Linked DNA regions of Mus musculus: regions 1 and 2 are each linked to region 3. The links are chromatin loops, found by intact Hi-C in ENCODE. Cell type or tissue: gastrocnemius. All regions are shown on one strand.

Evidence for each region. A loop is a pair of places that touch in the nucleus more often than their neighbours do. Peaks named below come from ENCODE experiments on the same cell type or tissue, not always from the same donor. Only the 100,000 strongest peaks of a DNase experiment are listed, where the experiment ranks them.
Region 1: it touches region 3 in a loop (2.7-fold over the local background); 4 of 42 quality-filtered maps call a loop at or near these places.
Region 2: a loop joins it to region 3, with 3 times the contacts of the local background. A loop is called at or near these places in 3 of 42 quality-filtered maps.

The regions. Positions count from the first base shown.
Region 1 is chr7:25,398,186-25,406,185 of GRCm38, reverse strand. Cxcl17 (chemokine (C-X-C motif) ligand 17) reads left to right here. Exons shown (of 4, transcript NM_153576.2): 2 at 3,249-3,329; 3 at 3,936-4,037; 4 at 5,742-6,133. The coding sequence ends at 5,839. The region is part of intron 3 of 4732471J01Rik (RIKEN cDNA 4732471J01 gene); the gene reads right to left. It also overlaps a transcript of Lipe not described here. Among named protein-coding and RNA genes, the nearest start is that of 4732471J01Rik, 7.5 kb to the right of the region's middle. In gastrocnemius, a CTCF peak has its summit at 3,246 (motif pointing right); a DNase peak (open chromatin) is centred at 3,295; H3K27ac peaks cover 453 bases.
Region 2 is chr7:25,072,644-25,080,643 of GRCm38, reverse strand. It overlaps Zfp574 (zinc finger protein 574), which reads right to left and starts at 3,837. Exons shown (of 2, transcript NM_175477.5): 1 at 3,162-3,837; 2 at 1-1,109. The coding sequence starts at 1,089. It also overlaps a transcript of Grik5 not described here. In gastrocnemius, no CTCF peak of the experiment used is centred here; DNase peaks (open chromatin) are centred at 3,536, 7,484 and 7,781; H3K4me3 peaks cover 3,826 bases; H3K27ac peaks cover 3,563 bases.
Region 3 is chr7:25,329,498-25,337,497 of GRCm38, reverse strand. Megf8 (multiple EGF-like-domains 8) reads right to left here. Exons shown (of 41, transcript NM_001160400.1): 6 at 7,222-7,637; 7 at 6,667-6,812; 8 at 6,362-6,484; 9 at 3,586-3,740; 10 at 3,250-3,369; 11 at 2,788-2,932; 12 at 2,543-2,706. Among named protein-coding and RNA genes, the nearest start is that of Megf8, 16 kb to the right of the region's middle. In gastrocnemius, a CTCF peak has its summit at 3,726 (motif pointing right); DNase peaks (open chromatin) are centred at 3,736 and 7,353.

The DNA of each region.
Region 1 (8,000 bases), 69 kb before region 3:
ACTTTCATGACCTAACTGCCCCACAAAGCTCCCACTTCCTCACACTGTCATATTAGGGATTAGGATGCAGCAGGAAGGCTTGTTTTTAAAAGACTCATCTGTTGTTATTTTATGTATATGATTTCTTTGTCTAAATGTATGTATATGCACATGAGAAGTCAGAAAAGAGTCAGGTGCCCTGGAATCGGAGTTACAGTAGGTTATGAACTGCTATGAACTCAGGACCTCTACAAGAGCAGTAAGTGCTCTTAACTGCTGCTCTGTCTTCTCAGCCACAACACAGAGGGTGTTTGTTTGCTTGATTGGTTGGTTGGTTTTTCGAGACAGGGTTTCTCTGTGTAGTCCTGGCTGACCTGGAACTCACTTTGTAGACCAGGCTGGCCTCAACCTCAGAATCTGCCTGCCTCTGCCTCCCAAGTGCTGGGATTAAAGGTGTGCACCACCACTGCCCAGCAACACAGAGGTTTTAAGAGGACATACTCCTTTAGCATCTTGTTGTATCATCAGTCACGTGACTGTTCTTTTGTGTGTACATATCTTTAAGGTCCTTTTTTTTTTTGTATGTTCAAATCTAATTTCCTTTTTTTGTTGCTTTTTTTTTTTTTTTTTGTCTTTGTTTTTCGAGACAGGGTTTCTCTGTGTAGCCCTGGCTGTCCTGGAACTCACTCTGTAGACCAGGCTGGCCTCGAACTCAGAAATCCGCCTGCCTCAGCCTCCCAAGTGCTGGGATTAAAGGCGTGCGCCACCACACCTGGCTCAAATCTAATTTTCTTATTGGAGAACATCACAAAAGCCTCATTTTGGCTTAATTACTATTCTCAGAACCCTATTCTCCAAATACGCCCATCCTGAGGTAGTGGAGGTTAGATCTTCAGTACATTAAGGTGGGAGGATAGAGTTCAGTACACAACAGATTTCAAGTCGTTAATTGTACAAGAATAATTCAAGCATAGTTAGTACCCATCTGTAATCCCAGCAATGGGGAGTCAGTGTTAGAGAAATTGCTGGAAGTCCAAAGGCAGTGTAGACTACATAGCAAGATACTTTCCCATCCAATTAAAAAAAAAAAAAAAAAAAAAGAGCTAGGCAGGTAGAGGTGGAAGCTGGGGAATTGGGAGTTCAAGGCAAATCCATGCTATATGGGGACCCAAAATGAGGCTTTTGTGATGTTGTCTAATAAGAAAATTAGATTTGAACATACAAAAAAAAAGACCTTAAAGATATGTACACACAAAAGAACACAGGTGGTAGTGGCATAAATCCTAGCACTCAAGAGTCAAAGGCAGGTGATCTCTGAGTTTGAGGCCAATTTGGTCTACAGAGCAAGTTCCATGTCAGCCAGGGCTACACAGAAAACTCTATCTTGAAAAACAAACAAAGAATAGTTTAAACACAGTAAGAAAGGAATAAAGGCATATTTGATTGTTTTCATGGTGCTATGGATCAAATCCAGAGCATCATACATGCCAGATAAGCACATCCCTAGTCTGTCATTACTGGTTTTAACAGAAAATATTGCCAACTAAAATCAGAGGGGATGTCATGTAAGCTCAGGTTTAGCTTGAGATTCTCAAATCTATACGTCTTCATTTTTTTATAATTTTGTCCTGATTGTTTGTTTATTGTCAGCTTGATACAAACTAGGGTCATCTAAAAAGAGGGAACATCTATTGAGAAAATGTCTCCTTAAGACTGGCCTGTGGGGGGACAGGGGTGGGGTCAGAGAGATGGCTCATCGGTTAAGGGCACTGACTGTTCTTCCAGAGGTCCTGAGTTCAATTCCCAGCAACCACATGGTGGCTCACAACCACCTGTAATGGGGATCTAATGCTCTCTATATGCTGGGTGTGTCTGAAGACAGCTACAGTGTACTCATATACGTAAAATAAATAAATCTTAAAAAAAAAAAAAAAAGACTGGCCTATAGGAAAGACTGTAGGGTATTTTCTTGATTAATGATTGATGGGGAGGGCCCAGCCCCCTAGGTCCTGAGATGTATAAGAACACAAACTGAGCAAGTCAGTGAGCATCCCTCCTCCATGATCTCTGCATCAGCTCCTGCCTCTAGGTTCCAATACCCTGACTTACCTCAGGAAGTGATGGAGTGTGACCTAAGAAGTGTAAGCTGAAATAAGCCCTTTCCTCCCATAGCTGCTTTTGGCCATAGGGTTTTACCGCAGCAATAGAACCCTATGGCAAATTTTATAACTAATATAAGTTAATTAATTATAATTAATTTTTGGGGTTTCTTGTGGGCGGGTGGGTGGGTACCCATCACACATGGAATGTGTGAATGTCAGTGGACAACCATCAGGGATCAACATTCTGTCTCCATCATATGAGTCCCAAGGATGCCTTGGTGCCTTTCCCTGGTAAGCCATATATATCATCAGCCTTGAAACCATCTTTTGTTGTCACAAAAAATATTTACAGGTAAACTTGGTGGTGAGCATCAATAATCCCAGGTACCCGGGAAGCAGATTCAGGTAGCTCATTTAAGGACAGGAGTTAAATGTAAGTCTGAGCTGTATAACAAGACCTCGTCTTAAATAGATGGAGGTAGTAGAATCAACACTATATGCTTGGGATGCAATGTGTCTGTCCCAAAGGAACAAACACAAATACCATCCTCTTACTAGTTAGCTGGACTTGTGGACTCAAACACAGCAACTTAGAGGTCAGATGGGAAGTCTGGTTTACAGTTATCTGCTCCTTGCAATCACCTGCGTTATCAGTGTTTTAATGGGAGGGATTGCAGTCTCAGTAACCACATCATGTCTTCTCTTATATTCAGAAGCCATTTTCTTCACTTTCTCAGTTAAGCTTGTCACCAGGCCTGATTTTTTTCTTTAAAATTTATTTATTTTTGCTTTGTATATGAGTGCCTCTGGAGGTAAGAAGAGAGCACTAGATACCCTGGATCTAGACTTAGAGATGACTGCAAGCCACCATGCAGGTGCTGCTGGGAATCCAGTCTGGGTTCTCTCTGCAAGAGCAGCAAGTGCTTTTAACCACTGGGCCATCTCTCCAGCTTTTAGACTAGATTTTAAGTCTCAGTTCTTTATCCATTTACAATATTCCTCTTCTGGAGTACCATAGAGCCCAGCAGTGGAAGGGGGGGACAGACAGACACACTCAGACACAGAGATTGTGGTTATCTGCAGGCAGCACAATGTTGGAAGATAGGGGCAAAGAGCTTTCCCTTCACAGCATCTGAAAGTAACTGTAGATGTGTTTCCCTCCAACAGGGGTCGCCAGAAGCCACGGGGACCAACACCTGGCTCCTAGGAGGTGGCTCTTGGAAGGTGGCCAAGAATGTGAATGCAAAGGTCAGTAATTCAGCCTTGCCCTCAGGGTTGGTGCCACCATGATCCTTAAGCTTCATCTCCCTTGAGCCCCTCTGAGAGCAGTACAGATGTTATCTGAGCTAACCTCAGCTTCCCACCAGAAGCTGCACTAATGCCTGCTTTCTCTGTGAGTCAGACAGGAGCAGATGCCTACCAAGTCTACACAAGCACTAACCCAATCACAAGCTGCCCCCCCACACACACACACCCCAAATTTCCAGCACTACCTTCTCAAAGGGTTTTACTTTTTCCTGGTTTCTTAGATCCCAGTCTTAGCCTGATGTTCCTTATAGAAAGGACGGAAGCAGAAGAAATGCAGCACTAAAGACACCTGGACCTTAGCTTTTCATTCTTTGGTCTCCACAGGGACATCCCAATGCGCCCTTCTAAAGCAAATCCCTGCCCCAAAGTCACAAAACCAATCTAGAAATCCTGGGGTTCACACAGCTTGAAGTCTCTGTTGCTCTCTGTTGATCTTTTCCTCGGTCTTTATGAAAGAGGCACCAGAGGCTCAGAAGCCCTGCCCGGAGTCCCTGTCCTCAAACAAACCAATCTTCCTGAACTCTAAGCAGCAGCCTCTTGTTACAGATTGGTTCCTGCAAGCCCCAAAGAGAAAAGCCACAGCAGTGCTGGGGCCACCAAGGAAGCAGTGTCCCTGTGATCACGTCAAGGGCAGGGAGAAAAAAAACAGTAAGTTTCAAGGATGGCCTTGCTTAACCGCACTCAGCCCTATGAGGTCACTAGGGGTGGAGGTAAGGCTGCATCAACTAGCCTCTTTCTACTCAATGTCAGCTTGTCGGGAAAACTGAAAGAGCAAAAACATCAGGATTGACTTATTCTGGAACTAAAAAGGGTTAATCAAATTCCTAAATTCTCAAACAGCAGCATTTACTATAGTAAAAGACAGGGCAGCTGTGACCTGTGACATTCACTAATGTCTAAAGGTGATACCAGCATCAGTGTGGAACAAGATTTTGGTTTTTCCTTCATCTGCCAGTTAGTTTTATTGTTTGTTTTCACTTAAGTACACGACACACACAGGACCTTGAGAGATCCAAAGGAATCAGATTTCCTGGTTCAGGACTTACAGATGGCTTTGAACCACCATGTGGTTTGAATTTGGAACTTCTAAAAGGGCAACTCCTGTTCTTAACCACTGAGCTAGCTCTTTAGCTCTACAGTCTGTTTTAAAATGTTATTACGCAAAACTTAAGTCAGAGGCCTGAAAGGTGGCTCAGAAGGTAAAGGTGCTTGTAGCCAAATATGACAGCCTGGGTTCAATCCCTGGGACCCACATGACAGAAGAAGAGAACAGACTCCTGCGAGTTACCCTCTGACTTTCACAGTACTACCACATGCACGCAACCCCATGTACACATGCGCATGCACACAAACACACAAATAAACCATCAGAGATTTTAAATTACTATATTTCATTTAGTGTGTGTGTGTGTGTGTGTGTGTATGTTTACATGTAGCATCACATGTATGGAGGTCAGAGAACAAAGTGGGAATCAGTTCTCTCCTCCTGTTATATCAGACTCTGGGAATGAACTCAGGTTATAAGGTTTGGCAAGTGATTTTACCTGATGAGCCATCTCTTCTCCCCTTGTTTGGCTTTTTGATTCTTTTCTTTTCTTTTCTTTTTTTTTTTTTGGTTTGATTTTTCAAGACAGGGTCTTCTATGTAGCCCTGTTTGTCCCGGAACTTACTTTGTAGACCAGGCTGTCCTGGAACTCATACAGACCTACTTGCCTCTGTCTCCCAACCACTGGCATTAAAGGTGTGCCATCATTCCTGTCTTGTTTGGCTTTCTAAGATGGATTTTCATTCTAGCCTGAGCTGACTTGGAATTCGCTTTCTAGTCTAAGTGGACCCCAAACTTAAAATATTTTCTGCCTTCTGAGTGCTGAGACTGCAGGCATGAGCTATCACTATCAGCTGCATCTCATAATTTTTACAGTTTACATAAAAATTACATTTTAAAATGTTTTTAAAGGAGCTGGAGAAACAGCTCAACAGTTAAGAGCACTTACTGCTCTTTCAGTGGACCAAGGTAGCCAGACAGTGTTGGCACACTCCTTTAGTCCCTGAAATCTCTGCAATGGGAGGCAGAGACAAGCAGATCTCTTAAGTTTGAGGCTAGCCTGGTCTACAGAATGAGTTCAAGGACAGCCAGAGCTACACAGAGAGACCCTGTCTCAAAATAAAATAAAATAAAATAAAATCAGAGGATGTCAGATGGTTCCCAATACCTAAAATTCAAGCTCCAAGGGATCTGAAACTCTATTCTGACCTCCTCATGCATTCTCACACAAGTGGCACACACAATAAAAATAATATAAAGTATTTTTAAGTTTTTAATGATAGCTCCTCCTTTTATTTGTGCCCTAGGACACCAAAAGCACCACAGGAAGTCGCAAAGACCCTCCAGAGCCTGCCAGCAATTTCTCAAACGATGTCACCTGGCAAGCTTTGCGCTGCCCTTATAGTACTGAGACTCTGCTCCTCTAGTTAGACTCTCTCAGTGGAAAGGAGGTGACCAGCCCTAGCACGGTTCTTATTCTCCCCACCCCCATCCTCACCAAGAGCACCCCAGTGCTCTCTGAAGGCACTGCCTCACAGTGTATCTATGACTGTGCCCCTAGTGCCGGCTGCACTTGCCACTCTTGTCTTATGCCTTCTGTTTACCCTACAAGAATGCAGGACACCTCGGCCTCCTGTTGGCCTCACATTGCAATCAGAAAACTTGCAATGAAAATAATTAAATACATAGTGCATACGTGTGTGTATATGTGTGTATGTAAAGTGAGTATCAGTTATATCGATCAGATGGGGTCTGACTACTGACATTCAGTTCCTGTGTCACCCTTAGCCCTGTTCATTTGAAACCCTTCCCATGTACTTCTCCCTCCTTGCCCTTCTCTACTCTTTCACTCGTTTGGAGGTGCACGGTCTATGTGGGTATCAAAGGCAGGTAAAGCACTGAATCAGACACTGCCTGCTTAGAAACAACAAAGGGTTAGAAATTGTGCTTTCTTTCTTTTTTTTTTTCCCTTGGTTTTTCAAGACAGGGTTTCTCTGTGTAGTCCTGGCTGTCCTGGAACTCACTCTGTAGACCAGGCTGGCCTCGAACTCGGAAATCTGCCTGCGTCTGCCTCCCAAGTGCTGGGATTAAAGGCGTGTGCCACCACTGCCTGGTGAAATTGTGGTTTCTTAGCATCTAGACAACCTTCAGTGTTTATGATTCCTATTATCATCATCACCACCACCACCACCACCATCATCATCATCCCCACCATTATCACTGCATTCTGTGAGTTTCTCATGTAGTACAAGAGATATAAATGCAGAAACACAGTTCAAGGGCTGGAGAGATGGCTCAGCGGTTAAGAGCACTGACTGCTCTTCCAGAGGTCCTGAGTTCAATTCCCAGCAACCACATGGTGGCTCACAACCATCTGTAATGAGATCTGATGCCCTCTTCTGGTGTATCTGAAGATAGCAACAGTGTTCCCACATACATGAAATAAATAAATAAATAAAATAAAATAAAAAAAAAAAAAAAAAAAAGAAACACAGTTCAAGGTTAGAAAGATGGTATGGAGGATCTGAGCTGTCATTCAAAAGGGTTTTGAGCCTATAAAAACAGGATGGTATGTGCTTTGTTTTGTTTTGTTTCCTTTTTAGTAGGAGTTATAAAATGATCAGAGCAACAGTCTAAGACAATTCAAAAGGCAACCAAGTTGTAAGAATGAATGAAAAGGAAACTATGATTAAAAGTATAAAGACTCCTTAAGTATTCCTCTGGTATCAGGAGGGGGAAAAGTACTGAACTATAGTGGTACACACCTGTGGTCACAGAATTTGGGAAATGAAGACAGGAAGAATAGTAGTAGCTTGAGGCCAGCCTGGGCTACATGAGTTTCCCATCTCTGGGGGTAGGGACCACTCATCTAGCTCACCTAGAATCATCCCAGATGAAACAGAAGACTAAGATACTTGCCTTATGAGAAGGGTCACTGGTCATTTTAACTGAGTGGTGAGTGGGGCGGGGCCCTATTTATGACACAAGAGAACAAGCCCCTCCCTTCTTGTAAGACAGTACTGGGCACATGAGCCTCTTCCTAGTCCTAATCCCTCTCCCAAAGAGACACAGAGAGATCACCTGGCAAGAAGTGGGGACCAGCAGTGATAAACTCACAGATCAGCTATAAAGGAAGATCAGGAATGCCAGGACAAAAGATTAGAGCCCAAAGGGATGTGCCATCATGAACGATCTGTGAAGAGGGAAGGAAGCCTGAAGGGTAGGGAGCAGAAGGATGAAGCCTAGGAGACCAATTTCTTTCCCAGGGGAAATAACAACTATGGACCCAAGTTCTCCCTCAGTATCTAGGCCAGAATGGAAACCTGAGACACAGGAGAGACCTATAATTAAGCCAGATCCTGGGCCAGAAACAACCCTCACAGACCACCCAGGATCAAAGATGCTGCAGGAATCTGGTACCCCACAGAAACAAAGTCTCCCAAATGAGCCCACTGCCCAGCAAGAAGCTGAATTCCAGCAGGAACAGGGAATCCAACAATCCGCTCTGCTTCAGAAATTTCTCACCCCATTCGCCTTCCCTGCACCACAGCAATCATCCCCAAGCC
Region 2 (8,000 bases), 260 kb after region 3:
ACTGCTATGGTCACCAAGGTGCTGGTCCAGACTAGAAGGGCTAGGGAAGACACGACTGCACAGGGGACACTTAAAAACACCCTCCCGGTGACTCCGAAGGTGCTGCTGTAGCTGGTGGGGTGAGAGAAAGAGCTGGTCACAGGCAGAGCAAAATAGTTCCTGGGTGGCCGCCCCACCTGACTCTCCACTGTTGTTCCTCCTTGGCTTCCGTCCCCTGCGGTCTCGCCCAATGGCCTCCCCATTTCGCAGCTCATTCCGCAGCTCATAACTGTGATCAGAGGCTGGCAGGGGTTCGGGCTGAGACACTGCTGCCTCAGTGGGTGAGGGGACCTGGGTTTCCTGCTGTGTGGCAGGCTCCGCAGCCTCCGGGACAGGAGCAGGGAAGTGGGTGGCCTGGTGCTCCAGGAAGTCAGCGGGCATCTGGAAGAGCTGGGAGCACTCGGAGCACTTGTAGAGGAGCAGCTCCACTTCTGTCACCATCTCGGTGGTGGCGGCCACAGACGGAACGGCCGCCCCCTCCCCACCCTCTTCTGCTTTTCGGTATGAATGTTCCACAGCCACTCGAGCCTGGCCCACAGGAGGGCCCAAAACAACTGGGGACCCCAAGACGACAGGAGCAGGAGCCTTGTTGGGCGTGGCTCTGAGATGCGTCTGGCGATGGCTAAGCCACATCTCTTGGCTGGCGAACAGAGCCTTACAGTCCACACACTCATAGTGGATGGCGCTGGAGCCCAAGGGGGGCACCTTGGGTGGTGGCTTGGCTGGCACTGCCTCCTGCGGTGCCATCATCTTCAGGTGTAGCTCCTGGTGCTCCAGGAGCTGGCTGGGGGACAGGAGCAGTTGCCCACACTCAAGACACTGGTACTGGCTCTCTTGGATGAGGGTCTGATATAGGCCTGTGCCTGAAGCAGCCTCTGTGGCCACTGTGACTCCAGGGTCAGCCACGCCCACCAGCTCAAAGTGCTGCTGGGGCACGTGGGAGTTCTGGTGCACAAGCACCTCCTCCAAGGATCCATAGAGCTGGTTGCACTCAGAGCAGACATAGCGGTGCTCAATGTACAGGACCGTCTCTTCACTCTCCTCAGTCATGGCAGCAGCAAGGCCCTGGGCTGAGAGGAGGGAAGGCAGCGACAAGTCAATCCTCCGGGGTATTTTATTCCATCCAACTTCTTCATTACATTTTCCCGCTCCAATGCCCTCCCTAATAATCCTCCTTGCCTGAACATAGGAACAGCCAACACGAATTTCTCCAATGGTCTTGTCCCAGGGACTTTCTCCCAAAGCTCCCAGCTCATTTAGCTTGCATTGAACACCAGCTCCTATGACCTCAATCCTCTCTATTTCCCATACCTCCAAACTGGTTCCCAAAGCCCTGTCCATCAAACAGGAACCTGTCTCCTTCCAATGCAGACTGTCCTTTGACTCCTTACCACTGCATGGGACAGTATTCCTTTGCCAAGCTACTTGCAGAATCCTCAAACACTCTCATGGCCTGTCCCTCCAAGCTGCACTCCTACATAGACTCTGCCTTCTGGCAGGCTCACAAACTTCTTTTCACACTCAGACCACTCAAGCTGGTGTCCAAGCCAACTGGTGGCACTGGTGGTCTTGCCACCCAACCTCTGCTAACCACCAATGCCCAGGTTCCTCACATCAAGTTACCCGGCTACCAAATTTTCTCTCACTGGCTGAACCCATCTCCATACTTTCCCACCTTAACCACTTCCTGATACTCAGACTCTTTAAAACAAGTTTAAACTAATCATATCAAGATCTTCTCAGCTGGGCAGTTCATGCTTTTAATTCCAGCCCTCTAAGGCAGAGTCAGGCAGATTGCTAGGAATTCACAGCCAGGCTGATCTACATAGTTAGTTCTGGGACAGGCTGGGCTACATGGAGAAACCAAAAGGGAAAAAGGCCCACCACAGGATTACCCTTTACCCGGAAGGTCCATCTCCACCAAAGTCTAATCCGTCACAGCCAGATGCGTCTCACCTTTCTGACACACCCCTAGAGTTTTCAATCACCCTTTCTCTCCACCAAGACCAAGTGTGCTGTGCTACTGCCCCAGCACACTGTCAGCTATTCACACTGACTTAACTCTAACTCATCGAGGAATGCCTATGTGCCTCCTCCCCAACCAACACTACCCTTTTTTGCATAAGGGTCCAGGCCAACCTTAATGAACTCAGCTGAGAACCCCGCTACTGAGTATAACCTAAACCTTTTTTTTCCCCTCTGAGAAAAGACCCAAATTCATCCTAACGCACTCCAGGGATTTTCAGATCCCTATTTCATACTGACTGAATTTCTCCTTTTTTGTAATCTTGGCCAGGAATAGCTGGCCCATCCTTCACAATTGCTTAACCTTTCACCTATCTCACTCAGGGTTTCCAATGTCTGTCACTTAGAAACTCCATCTGTACTCAAACCCTGCAAAAAGAGGTCCTCTTCATACTTAAACCTTCTCACCAGCAAACAACTATGGGGATACCCAAATCCCCCAGAGTTATCAATATGGTACATCCCCAAAATTCCTAGACTGCTCTCTGTAGCACACATCTCTGTCTCTCCAACTACACCCAAGATTGCTCGAATATTCCCTTTGGCCTACTTACCTGTATCTAAAACAAAACAATCCCTCCCCTCTAGCTCAACCTATTGAAACCCGTAAGAATAAATAAAGACCTCTGTCAATACTTTCCAAGCCCCACTTTCATGCGTTTATCGGTCTTCCTTGTCAGCATTACTCCGTTTTCCACACCTGATCCCTCCCTTCGCTCTAAAGATACCTCAAAAACCTCTTCTCTGCCTCAGCTCTTTCCAGGCAGAAATCGATTTTCCTCCCTGCGTTAATTACCTCCTTTCTCGGGCCAGCTCCCCACCCCGGCATCCATGAGTCCTCTAACCGTCCCCTTTCGATTCTGATCCCCATCCCAGCGCACCCACCCGTGGCCCCGATACCCCATGCAACCAGAGAGCCCTCCGGCGAGGCAGCTCTGGGACCTCCCCTTCCCGCCAAGGTCGGCCCCCGGCCTGCAGCCCGAGCCCTGCCCCTCCTCACTCAGCCCCGCACTCAACTCCAGTCCCCCATCCCACCCGCCGTCCCGGCACAGCCCCCGCCCGGCCCGCGCGCCCAACGGCCGCTCCGCTCTCCGCACCCGGGACGCGATCCTTCAGGCCTTCATCGTGCAGGCCGAATGACGCAGGCAAGCCGCCGGGTGGGGCCGGACCTCTGCGCTCCGGCGGGGACTCACCCGCCTCGGCCGTCTCGCCGGCCCCAGGCCGGGCTACGGGCTTCAGGTCCCTTTGCACCGCCACTCTAGCGCCGCGTCCTCTCTAGCGCCCGTCGTCTCGCCTGCTCCGCAGCCTCGCTCTCACCCCAGGCCGCCCTCAACAACGCTCCTCCCACCTTCCGCCTGGGCCGCTGCGAAGAACTGCACAATTCGCCCAATCATCGGCTGTCTGCCCCTGTCATTAGACCAATCGATGCTCAGGTTTCCTGAAGCCTCGACCAATAGAGCGGAGGGGTGGGATCGCGCAGCGCCCAGCCAATCCTTTAGCAATGTTCCCTCGCTGGTCGGCCTCCAGGTGGATACTACCCGCCTCTTTAATCCTCCCTGGAGGTTCTTCCTCTTCCACCTCTTCTCGGATTCCGCCTTTGATAGCTCGAAAGGGGAGCGCTGAGCGGAGAGGGCGCGATGACGTCGGGAGGCGGGACGAAGCTGGAGGCGCCATCTTGGGGGCGCCTGACAAGCTAGGCGTAGGGGATTCGGGCAGTGTAGGCTGTAGAGACACGCAAAGCCCTGGAGGCCGGCGGGTTACAGTCAAGGATCCCTGAGGGCCAGTGGCAAAAAAAAAAAAAAAAAAAAAAAGAGACACCACTCGGCGTGAATGGGAGAGGAAACCAAGCAGCAGCAGTCACACAGGGCAAAAGGAACAAAACAAGGCTTAAGACTTTTTTTTCCTATTAAGAGGATGAACGGGGAAATCGAGGAAGAGTAGAATGGAAACAAGATGTCAGGAGAGGGAGTTTAGAGGAAGAGGTACGTGACAGGAAGTGAGAAATGGAAGGAGAAAGGAAAAGCCCCGTTAGTAAGGTCCCTTGGAAGAAGCTGAGGGTGTGGGGTGGAAGACCTGAAGAAGGAAGTTTATGGGATTTGTAGTGGATCGAGTCAGTTGTTCTTGTTTTTGTTTGAGGCATGGTCTGGCTTTGTGAACAGGCTGGCCTCACAGAGATCCGCCTGACTCGGCCTCTCCTGTTTTGAGCATTAAAGGTATCTTTCCAGGTGACTGCCCTTCCACACAGTTACAGTTAAGGACCCCTAGGCATGGGAAGAATTTCCTGGGAAAACATGAAGTTCCAGGCCAGCCAGGGAGATGGTTCAGCGCGTAAAGCCACATGCTAAGCCTGATCTGGAGTTTTGATTCTGGGATCCACAGGGTGAAAGGAGAGAACTGACTCTTGTAAGTTGTTCTCTGACTTCTGCATATACCAGAGTGTGCATACATGAACATACACACACACACCTGAATGTAATATGGTAGCGAGTGACTGAAGAGATCCAGTATCCATATTTGGACTCCACACAAGTACACCACAGTTTTCAGGAAGCTCCCTCTTGAAGCCAAGGTTAAGGGAGTTATCAGAGGTGCATCTGGTTGGTCAAACTGTCCCCCGTTTCCCCAACTGAAGCTCAGAAAAACTAGGAGGGGTTTGAACACAGAACCACAGGTAGGTCTGAGTCTCCAGTTGTCACCATGTGTGTGCCCTCCTTTGGATGTCTAGCTGGATGTCTTCTTACTGGACTCCCTAGCAAGTATACCTACATGTTCTAACTAGGCTGCTTATCCTGGCCCTGGTACTTCTTAGCTGTGACTTTGGGCAAAACAACTCCACTCTGTCTCAGGTTTAGTTTTTTTTGTTGTTGTTGTTGTTGTTTTGGTTTTTTTTAGTTCTTCGAGACAGGGTTTCTCTGTATAGCTCTGGCTGTCCTGGAATTCACTTTGTAAAACAGGCTGGCCTTGAACTCAGAAATCCACCTGCCTCTGCCTCCCGAGTGCTGGGATTAAAGGTGTGCGCCACCATACCCGGCTTTTGTTTTTGTTTTTATCTCTGAAAAGGGATGCTAGTCTTTGTCCCGGGTTTTCGAGACACTAAGTAAATACTGCTATATAGAAATTAATTTTTGTTGGGCAGTGGTGGCACACACCTTTCCAGCACTTGGCAGAAGCAGGTGGATTTCTGAGTTAAAGGCCAGCCTGGTCTACAGAGTGAGTTCCAGGACAGCCAGGGCTACACAGAGAAACCCTGTCTGACACCCCCCCCCCAAAAAAGAAAATAATTGTTGAGACAGCATCTCTATGTAACCCTGAAACTCGTATGTAGTCCAGGCTGGTCTCAAGAGATCCCCCTGCTTCTGTCTGCCTGCTGGGATTAATGGCATGCATCACTACACATGGCTCGAGGACTTACTTTTAGTATCTGATTAGTATCTTGAGGTGCCTAGTGGTAACTGACATCCAAGTGTGTTAGGTGACAATGGAAATTCTGCCCAGTGCTTTTCATTCATTATTTAATTCTACCAGTCCTCTCAGAGACAGTTACCATGAGGTGCTAAGAAACAGGCCGGGAGAAGTCATGTGTCCAGGTTCCCACGGGGAGAGAAGAAAGCCATCATTCCACCCCAAGAGATGGTTCCCTAGGTCTATACTCAGTTCCCCGGTGGGTGGATTGTTTGGGATCAAAGGGTGAATGGTTGACTTCAGGAAGAGCAAAGCAAAGGATGGGGGAAGGGAAAGGGGGAAGGGGAAGACAGCAGATTTTTAAAGTAAAAGATTAAGGTAGGAGGTAGTGAGCCCTAAGGTTTGGGCCTAGCTGTTTGCTAGTGTAGTTTGGATTTGCCCTTGGGGTGAAATCGCCTGTGTAGGAGCCCAAGTGCAGACCAGACTGAGCTCTTGGCAGGCTCTGGGCCTGCAGGTAGTGTTTTGTTCCTGCTGAGGCCCCCTTTTCCCTCTTGAGGTCCCAGCTTAGCTTCTCAGGCTCCTCTCTCTAAAACCGCTCGGGCATCCCAACTTAATTTGGGCTGCCTACGTCCTTTCTCTGCAGAGGAAACCTGTTCGGGTCAGACACTGTGCTGTGGTAGCACTGGACTGGACCTTTTGGGACAGATTATGTTTAGAGAGGGTGGATAATACCATCCCTGGATCAGCAAAGATACGGAGAGGCAGGCATGAAGTACTGGCCTCAGGCTTGGCTAGAACGGAATGTGGGTGTTAAGGAGACTGTGGATGTTAACCCTAGAAGGATAAAGAGGCATGGACAAGTTTGGTGGTCCTACAGGGTCAGATATATTATGTCACATGTTGTTGGGCATGTCCCACGAAGTCAGAGCTCACCAAGCCAGACCTGCAATACTCTGAGTTGCCACGTGCCAACTGTGTGTGCGAGGCATGTGGTCACATGTGCTGGGGGCTGCACGTGAGAGTGTCAGTGTCTCCTCCCCATCACGAGCATGGGGGTGGTGGTGAGTCACGGGCTCAGCCTTCAGCGCCAACTGTCATGTTCCTTCCCCCCAAATTTCACCCCCCAACACACACACCCAGCCCTGCACCACCCACCCCCACTTGAAGATCTGTGTGGATTTTCTGTTCCATCCCCCTGCCCTTCTGGGCTTTCTCAGGGAGACGGCAGTATTCCTTAAGAAAGGGTGCTTCTCTCAGCTCTGCCATCTTGTCACCCCCTCCCACTGCCTCACTGCTCAGGTGACTAAAAGATGAGGGCCTCTTCTGGCTTCCCACTCATCTCCACGGGTCCCCAGGAGTTCTCTGTGCACAATGGAGAATCCCTTCCTCCCCTCAACATCTTGAGCCCGTTTCCAGAGGCTTCCCAGTTCTATGTCTCCCAGCTTGCCATGCCTGCCTCAGTGGTCCTCTCATGTCTATGAGCCACGTGACTGTCTCTGTGGGTCTCCTGTACCCATGGGGCTGTCTCCATCAGGAGACCTCTCCTAGCTTACTGGGCCCCGTGTATGCTTCCTGGTTGCTCCTTCTGTGTATGGCTCCCTATTCTGAGGAGTCTTTCTGTCTCTGGCCTCTGCCACCTTCAAACACCTCTGTGTCCTATATGCTGTTCTCTTGTCCTCAGGTGGCTTGCTTTTCCATGGCTGGCTTTCCTTGGCCTTGTGGAGTTTGTGGGCCTTGGCCCACCTCTCTTGGGTCTTGATGGCTGGCTGTCTCTTTCCCTGCATTTTTCTCCATCTCTGTAGTCCTCTCTCCCCATCTCTAGGCCCTTCCCTCAGTTCTCCCCACCAATGCCTCTCAGCTCCATGGGCTCCAGAATCCTGGGCTGCCTGGGCAGGGCGGTGGCATGGTGTGGTTGGAGGGGGTGGCCCCGGGGGTTGGCCCTTCATCCAATGCAGCTCGCTCTTCTCATCAGCATTCTCCTCGCAGGGCCCCCCAGCCCGACCAATACGATCTCCCCCTCCTCTGCTTCCCTCCCTCCTTGCTCCCTGCCTGCCTGCCTCCCTCCCTCCTGCCCGCCCTCCTCCCTGCCTCCCTCCCTTCATCTCTCCCCTCCACCACCACCACCACCACCATCACCACCACCACCACCACCACCACCACCCCACCCCCCCGCGCTCCAGGACTCAGCGCGGGCGGGCGGGCAGGCGGCGGCCTAGGAGGGGAGAAGGAGCAGTGGCGGCAGCGGTAGTAGCGGCCGGCAGCAAGGAGGCAGGCCCGGCTGGGGACACGGAGCCGCCAGCGGCTGCCGCTCACAGGGGACCAGAGTGTGCGGCCAGGCCCTCCCACCGAGAGCCGGCGGGCCCCGGGACACCCCACCCTCCTCCGCCTTCCCGTTCCACCTGCTTCTCTCCATCCTCTCCTCCCACCTCATCTCGCCACCTCGTCTGCCTCCCTTCTTGGTCTCACCAGGGCTGCCAGTTGCTCTGTCCTCGCTAGCCCCTTCATTGACCGGCCTCTCCTGGCCCTCAAGCATG
Region 3 (8,000 bases):
CTCAGGGGCAAAGGAGCTTGCCACGTGGGCCTGGAGACCTGAGTGCAGACCCAGAGCCTCCACAACCAGAAGAAGTCAGTCAGTTCCACAGTGCTGTCCTCTGACCTACACGTACACACACAGTAATAATACATGTAAATGCTTCAAAACTAGCCAGGTATGGTAGCACACTCCCTTAACACTGGCATGTGAGAAGGAGGCAGTTAGCTGTGAGTTCGAGGCCAGCCTGGTCTATCTATAAGAGGAGTTCCAGGACAGGTAGGACTACAAAAAAAAAAAAAAAAAGCAACCAACAACGTCTTAATGTCTTTCAAGCTTGAAGACTGGAGCCTTTGGCATCTTTGTCCGCAGCTCCCTTCTTTCCCAGCATGCCCTTCCAAAGCTAGGACCATGATTCCCAATGACCACACAGCACAAGACTGACTTGCTTGCCAGAGTGTGACTCTGGAGTAACAAACAGACCAGCCTGAGGATTCCTCACTGGACACTATTTGTGTAACTTACGGGACCGAGATTTGCTGACCCTTGGGAGACCCTGTTTCAAAATAAGAACCTAACACTTGGGAAGTTTATGCAAGGGTTGAGGCCAGCCTGGGCTACACTGCCAAACCTTATCTCCAAAAATAAGTATCTAAATAAATGCGCAGCAGTATAACATTTAAGCGTAAATGAAGTGTTATATAACTGTTCAAAATAAGAAGGGCAGGATGGTACAGGCGCAGAGGCTTGTAACTCAGGAGATAGAAAAAGACACGTCAGCCGGGCGTGGTGGCACACGCCTTTAATCCCAGCACTTGGGAGGCAGAGGCAGGTGGATTTCTGAGTTCGAGGCCAGCCTGGTCTACAGAGTGAGTTCCAGGACAGCCAGGGCTACACAGAGAAACCCTGTCTCGAAAAAGAAAGAAAGAAAGAAAGAAAGAAAGAAAGAAAGAAAGAAAGAAAGAAAGAAAGAAAGAAAGAAAGAAAGGAAGGAAGGAAGGAAGGAAGGAAGGAAGGAAAAGGAAAGGAAAGGAAAGGAAAGGAAAGGAAAGGAAAGGAAAGGAAAGGAAAGGAAAGGAAAGGAAAGGAAAGAAAAGAAAAGAAAAGAAAAGAAAAGAAAAGAAAAGAAAAGAAAAGAGGCACATCAGGAATTTAGGGCCAGTCTCGGCTGCATAGCAAGTTCGAGGCCTGCCTCGACTCTGAGAAAATTTGTTTCAGAGAGACAAGAGGGGCACAGTATCAGTTACCCAGGAGGCAGACAAGAGAGGATCACTTGAGCCTAGGCTATCAGCACCAGTCTCAAAAACAATACCAGCAAAAGCGCTTCCTACATTCTGTCACCCAGAAGCATGCTTGGATATATGGAGAAAGAGTAGACTAGGCATGGTACACATGCCGTCAATACCAGTACTGAAGGGGCCAGGGGGAGGAGGAGGCAGGAGGGTTGCCAAGTTTACTGTGCCCATGAACTTGACTGTCCACCTGACAAGATACGTATGAGCAGGTATGTGAGGGAATCACTCGACTGAGTGAGCCGAGGTGGAAATGTGAGTGGTACCAGCATAAAGCCAGGAAAGCAAGCTGAGCACCAGGATTCACCTCTCTGCTTCCTGGCTGCCTTACACTCCAGCCGCCATGCCTTCTCCACCGTGGTGCAATGAAGCTCTTTGGACTTTTTGTTTTGTTTCTGAGACGGAGTCTCACTCTGGTACAGGGTAACTTGGATTTCAAGAGTCTCCTCTCCTGCCCTAGCGTCCCGAGCGCTGGGATCACAGAGGTGTTCTACCACATCCAGCTTGAAGTCTATTTCCAAATGCACAGCACGAAGAAGCCCTGAAGACACTGTACTAAGTCAAAGAAGCTGGACATCGTAGGCAGATGTCCTGACGCCATCAAATGCCCACAGCTGCAAAATCCGTGGCCAAGTTCAGGGAAGAGGAAGATGGGGGCAATTGGTAAATAAATCTAGACTTGATTTAGAAATGGCAAAAATATTGTCCTACTTTGTTTTGTTTTGAGAAAAGGTTTGTCTATATAGCTCTGGGTGTCTTGGAACCCACTGTGTAGACCAGGCTGGCCTCAAACTCACAGAGATCCACCTGCCTCTGACTGCCAAGGGTTGTGATTAAAGGTGTGTGCCACTATGCCCAGCTTGTTCTACAACCTTTTGATTTTATGTGTTATTTCACCAAGATTTTAAAAAAATTCTTTTGTAGGGCCTCATGGCATGGGATTACCATTTTGCCTACACGGGGAGGCCAGGGAGAAAGATAACTGTGAGGTCTGTTTCGAATAGACTGGGTTCTAGACAAGCATGGGCAACCTTAGGAGACCTCTGTCTCAAAGTAAGTAAAAGAACCCTGTTAGAAAACTCAGCAGTTGAGCGTGCCTGAAGACTCCCAGTGAGGGCTAGGGTGCGGCTCGGCTTCGGGGCAGGGAGAACAAACATGCACAAAAGCCCCGGGTTCCATCCCAGTACTGTCCCCAAGAAAGACTCATTTGAAAAGAAGCAACCCTAGGTCTCTAAGTGTCCACTCCATCCCCAGGTCCATCTGGCCCCCACCTTGTCAGGCTGAGAGGCGTTGGGTGGCTGCTGGAAGGTGAGCAGGTGCAGGCCAGGGAGGAAGCTCTGGGTGACACAAGCCTCCAGGGAAGTGACGAAGACGGGTGCTGGCCCCCACCAGCCCACGGTGCCTGAGATCTGCTCCCCTCGGCAGCGGGCCTGCTCTGAGAGGACAGGGGTATGGGAGACTGGAGGGTCAGTATGAGGTATTCTGAGCCCCTCCCCCATGGCTGCTCGACACTCACCAGGCCGAGGAAGGCAGCTCTCATTGTGCACACACCAACCTAGGGCGCCAGGTCCCCGGGGAGGAGCTGTGGGGCTGCTGAAGGCCAGGCATGCTTGGCAGTCACTTAGCAGGCGGCCTAGGCCCAGGCAGCTGGCCGCTGGACACTGTAAGGAAGAGACAATATACACTGTCCTCTGAGCCTCAGGAGATCCAACAAGAGCTGTGGCTACACGGTCTGGGGAGAGGCAGCCTAGTGGCCATCAGGAAACAGCAGGGTTGGTCTACAGGAACTCAAGAACAAGGGTTCGGGGATGCAGGGACAGGGTCCTAAACTCGGGTGCTAGGAGAGGTACAGGCTCTGGGTTGGGGACAGTCAGGAGGCAGGAATGAGGATCTTGGGTAGCTGACCACTTAGGCAGGGGGAGTTAAAGGCAGGTCTCTGTGCTAGTGGATGGATGAATGGCCTGGGGTAGCCACTCACAGCTCCTGAGGGAGTCCCAGGAGGGGGCGCAGCTTGGCAAGCGCCCTGACACCAGCTGCATTCCGGGTCTCGGGAGCAGACACTGTGGTCTGTGTACATGGAACAATAGTCCAGGTGGTACTGCAGAGACACGGAACACAGGAGAGGACACTGCTCTCAAGACCTGGAGTATCTGCCAAGGCTGGCTCCCCATGACTGCTCCAGTTAACCCCACCCCACTCCTCCCTCAGGCCTGGAGAACCTCGTACTCTGCCCACTTCTCTCCAAGCACCCCTCATTTGCAGAGACTGCTGCCTCCACCCACAGTCACTCCCTCCCCATCACCCCAATGCTCACATCTAGGGCAGGTGCCTGAAACACGAAGGGGGGCACCTTGTAGGCCATCAAGTCCCCACGAGGCCGGCCACTATATCCCCCAGCCACCAGCAGGACACTGCCACCAAGAACAGCTGCCACATGTGAGTAACGGCCACTAGGAGGCGCCGCTCGACCTAGAAGACAGTCACAGCATCAGACATTCCCCAGCTCCTGCCCTCCTGGCTCCTGCCCTTGCCCCAGTCTAGCCGGCTTATTGCTGCTTTAGCTCCTACCTAGCCAAGGAAATCCTACTGGCCTGCCTGGCTCTGCGCTTGCGTTATTTTCTCAATTCTCTCAGAGGCCCAGTGCCCCTGCTCAAAATGATCTTTGTGACAGACACAGATTCAAATCATATATCAGTTATGAGCTGCTGTATGGTTTTGGGCAGGAGACTCAACTTTGCCAAGTCTTGGTTTCTTTGCTTTAAACTGAACCATCCCAGAGAGAGGTGGGAGGGGAGGGAGGAAGGGGGCTAAGGAGAGGGGAAAGGAGCGAGAGAGAGGACCTCAATCTATAACCACAGGCTGGTCTCAAATTCAGGCCCTCTGAGAATGTGAAGTGAGTAGATACGATTCAACAGTAGTTGGTGACATCTATAAAAGGTAAGCAATAGGCCAGCGAGCTGGTCCGTCATACAAAAGCACCTGCCACCAAGTCTGACAGCCCAAGGTCAATCCCTGGAATCCACATGGTAGAAGGAGAGAACTGACTCCTGCAGGTTGTTGGGCTCTCCACACTCTCTGGCTTGTACCCATGTGCACAGACACACACTCTCTGGCTTGGGTCCATGTGCACAGACACACACTCTCTGGCTTGGGTCCATGTGCACAGGCACACACACACTCTGGCTTGGGCCCATGTGCACAGGCACACACTCTCTGGCTTGGGTCCATGTGCACAGGCACACACACTCTGGCTTGGGCCCATGTGCACAGACACACACTCTCTGGCTTGGGTCCATGTGCACAGGCACACACACTCTGGCTTGGGCCCCTGTGCACAGGCACACACACACTCTGGCTTGGGCCCATGTGCACAGGCACACACACACTCTGGCTTGTACCCATGTGCACAGGCACACACACACACTCTGGCTTGGGCCCATGTGCACAGGCACACACACACTCTGGCTTGTACCCATGTGCACAGACACACATACTCTGGCTTGTACCCATGTGCACAGGCACACATACTCTGGCTTGTACCCATGTGCACAGACAGCACACACACTGGCTTTGGCCCATGAGCACAGGCACACACACACTCTGGCTTGTACCCATGTGCACAGACACACATACTCTGGCTTGTACCCATGTGCACAGACACACATACTCTGGCTTGTACCCATGTGCACAGACACACATACTCTGGCTTGTACCCATGTGCACAGACACACACACTCTGGCTTGGGCCCATGTGCACAGGCACACACACTCTGGCTTGGGCCTACATGCACAGGCACACACAAAATAAGACAAACAGAAAGTGACAAACAAGTAGGAGGGGCCCAGATGGGAACTGGGGAAAGAAGTAGCCAAGGCTGTCCATACCAAGTACTTAGATCCAACCCAGCCTGGTACTTTCACTAAAAGCAAACCAAGAAACCCCCCTTTCTGGTTATAAAAAGTGAATCATGGCTTCTCTGACTTCCTACTGACCCCTATACTTTGTAAGCACATGGGTCTTAGCCCAAGAAATTGGAAATTTGTACATGTGTATGTACGCATGTATTTTTGCAATGCTAAAGATCTAGTCCAAGGCCTTACACATGCCAGGCAAGTGCCACCAGTGAGCCACGCCCCCAGCCCCTCTCTGGTAGATTATAAGCAAGGGCTTGACCACTAAGCCATGCTCCTGCCCTTTTGTTGGGCTTTGAGACAGAGTCATTGCATATAGTCCTGTCTAGATGCAGACTCTATATCCTGCTTCTGCTTATAGTCTTGGGAACATAGTGTGTATACCATGCCTGTCAAAAAAATTGCAGTCTTTTCTCATTTACTTTACTATTGTATGTGTGTGGTGTATGGTATATGCTGTATACAGCCACGTGTACGCATGCAGAGGCCAAAGGAGGAGACTCTCCATTTCAGATGGTTGTGAGCCACCAGGTGGTTGCTGGGAATTGAACTCAGGACCTCTGGAAGAGCAGCCCGTGCTCTTAACCACAGAGCCATCTCTCCAGCCCTTGGTTCTACCTCTTGTCACTATGCCATGAAGTCACTGCTTCTTAGGGCAGCTGCAAACTGGCAAGCTTCCAACAGAACCAAGGTTCTGGGGCTGCAAAGGTGGCTCTGTTGATAAAGTGCTTACCTCACAGCATTAGGGCTGGAGTTCCATACCTAGCACTGTCAGAGGAATGCCAGGCAATCCCAGCACTGGAGACGTGGGGCCAGGGGAAGCGTTGGGTTCACTGGCCAGCCAGACTAGCCTAGCTGGTGAGAGGCCCTGACTCAGAGAGGGTGGACAGTATTCCTGAGGCTAATACCTGAGGTTGTCCTCTGGCTCCCACATGTGCACGCTGCACACATGCACACACGCACACACACATTCACACACATGTGCATTTAAAAATAAAAAGTAAAACCCATGTTCAGTGCCCTACATCTGCTTGCTGGTCCCCCACCTTGTCCTCACCGAGGCTTGTCTCCAGAGGTCATTCCAACAGGATGCCTGGCCCACCAAGGTAATGACTGAGGCATCTCCTGCTAAAACTCAGAGATCTTCAAAAGCCCTCAGGAAAACAGAGGAGACTCACCCTCAGGGGTTCCTGGCGGGGCAAGCTCAGCCCCTGACACCCACTGGTGGCAGCCAAGGTGGTAGAAGAAGATGCCATCTTCGTAACACTTTTCCTCCTGGTAATGCGTATGCACATTGCCCCCTGGGAAAAGAGGAAAGGGCACCGCTGGCAAGCCTCAGGAGAGGGAGGAGACCCAGGCTGAGTCTCATCTCTGGGTGGGCTCAGGCAAGCCTTGGGGGAGGTAGGGTTGTCCAGGCTCAGTTTCAGCTCAGGGTGGGCTCAGGCCCCTGGAATTCAGACAGGATCTAGGGAAATCACCTCACCATAGACCACCATGTAGTTTCCTAGAACACTGGCAGTGTGGAAGGCTCTCTCCCGTGGACCCTGGAGCCCATCCCGGCCCTTCAGCGTGGTCCACACACGCCGTTCCACGTGGAAGAGCTCAGTGGAATTCACCCGCACAGAAAACCTACAGGGAAGAGACAGGCCAGGGGCCCAGGGCGAGGAGGGCCTTCCTTCTCTCCCCTAGCTTCACCCAGGATTGAGACCGGCCATGACCATGTCTATATCCCATCCTGACTAGACATTCACTGTGGGCAGGAACCAGGTCTGAGCAGGGTCTGGCATCTTGCATAATCTGGCAAGAGCTGGAGGACGGTGGAAGTGTGGGGGAAGTGACTAGTCAGAGCCCCAGTAAGGGATCAGAGAGCGCTAGGCTCCTCGGGTGAGGGAATAGATAAATATTAGACAAAGTGAAGACTTAGATAAACAAATGGTCCATGGCAGAGGTAACCACCTGAAACCAGGAGTCTGTCAATGAGCAAAGACTTCTAGGGCTGCTGTGGCCAAGGAACAGGAGTACAGGACGTGTTACTCACCGGGCAGTGGAAGGCCGGTGTCCACCATGGACCAGCAGAGTACGAGATGGGGCATGGAACACCATAGAGTGCCCAGTGGCAGCAGGGGGCCGCCCACCTGCCGGGATCACCTGCTCCCAATAGCCCCTGCTGGTGTGGTCCAGGCGGAACCGGAAGAGGCCAGAAGAAAAGAGGTCATGCTGAGTGCGGCCACCGGACACATAAAGCCAGATGTCATCCACCAGAGCAGCTGCATGGCCTGCCAGCCCCGGGGGCCCAGAAGAACTGGAAGCAGGTGGTGCCAGGAGCTCCCAGTGGCCTCCACCCAGGGGGCTAAAGGCCCACACATCATTGGTTAGCAAGCCATTGGCCAGCTCACCACCCATCAGCACCAGCAAGCCAGCCCAGGCCACGGCCACATGAGAATGACGGGCAGCCTGTGGGGAAGAGACAAGGAGAAAGATAGTGACACACTGGAAAGGACCAGAGCAGAGAGATACAAAGTCAGAAAAGCAGATATGCAGAGAGGGAATAGAAGACAAGCCTGGGGACGTGTGGACCTGGAGTTCCAGGACTTGAGAAGAAGAGACAGAGGCAGGAGGATCAGGAGTTCAAGGCCAGCCTGGGCCATGTAGTGAACTTGAGATCAGATTAAGCTATGTGAGACCCTGCTTCAAGCAGACAAAAAAAAAAAAAAAAAAGGAGGAAATAAAGAACAAACAGACAGAAAGCCAGGTCTGGTGGTATGTGCCATTCTAATCTCAACACTTGGGAGGCAGGAAGACTGCCATGAGTTCAAG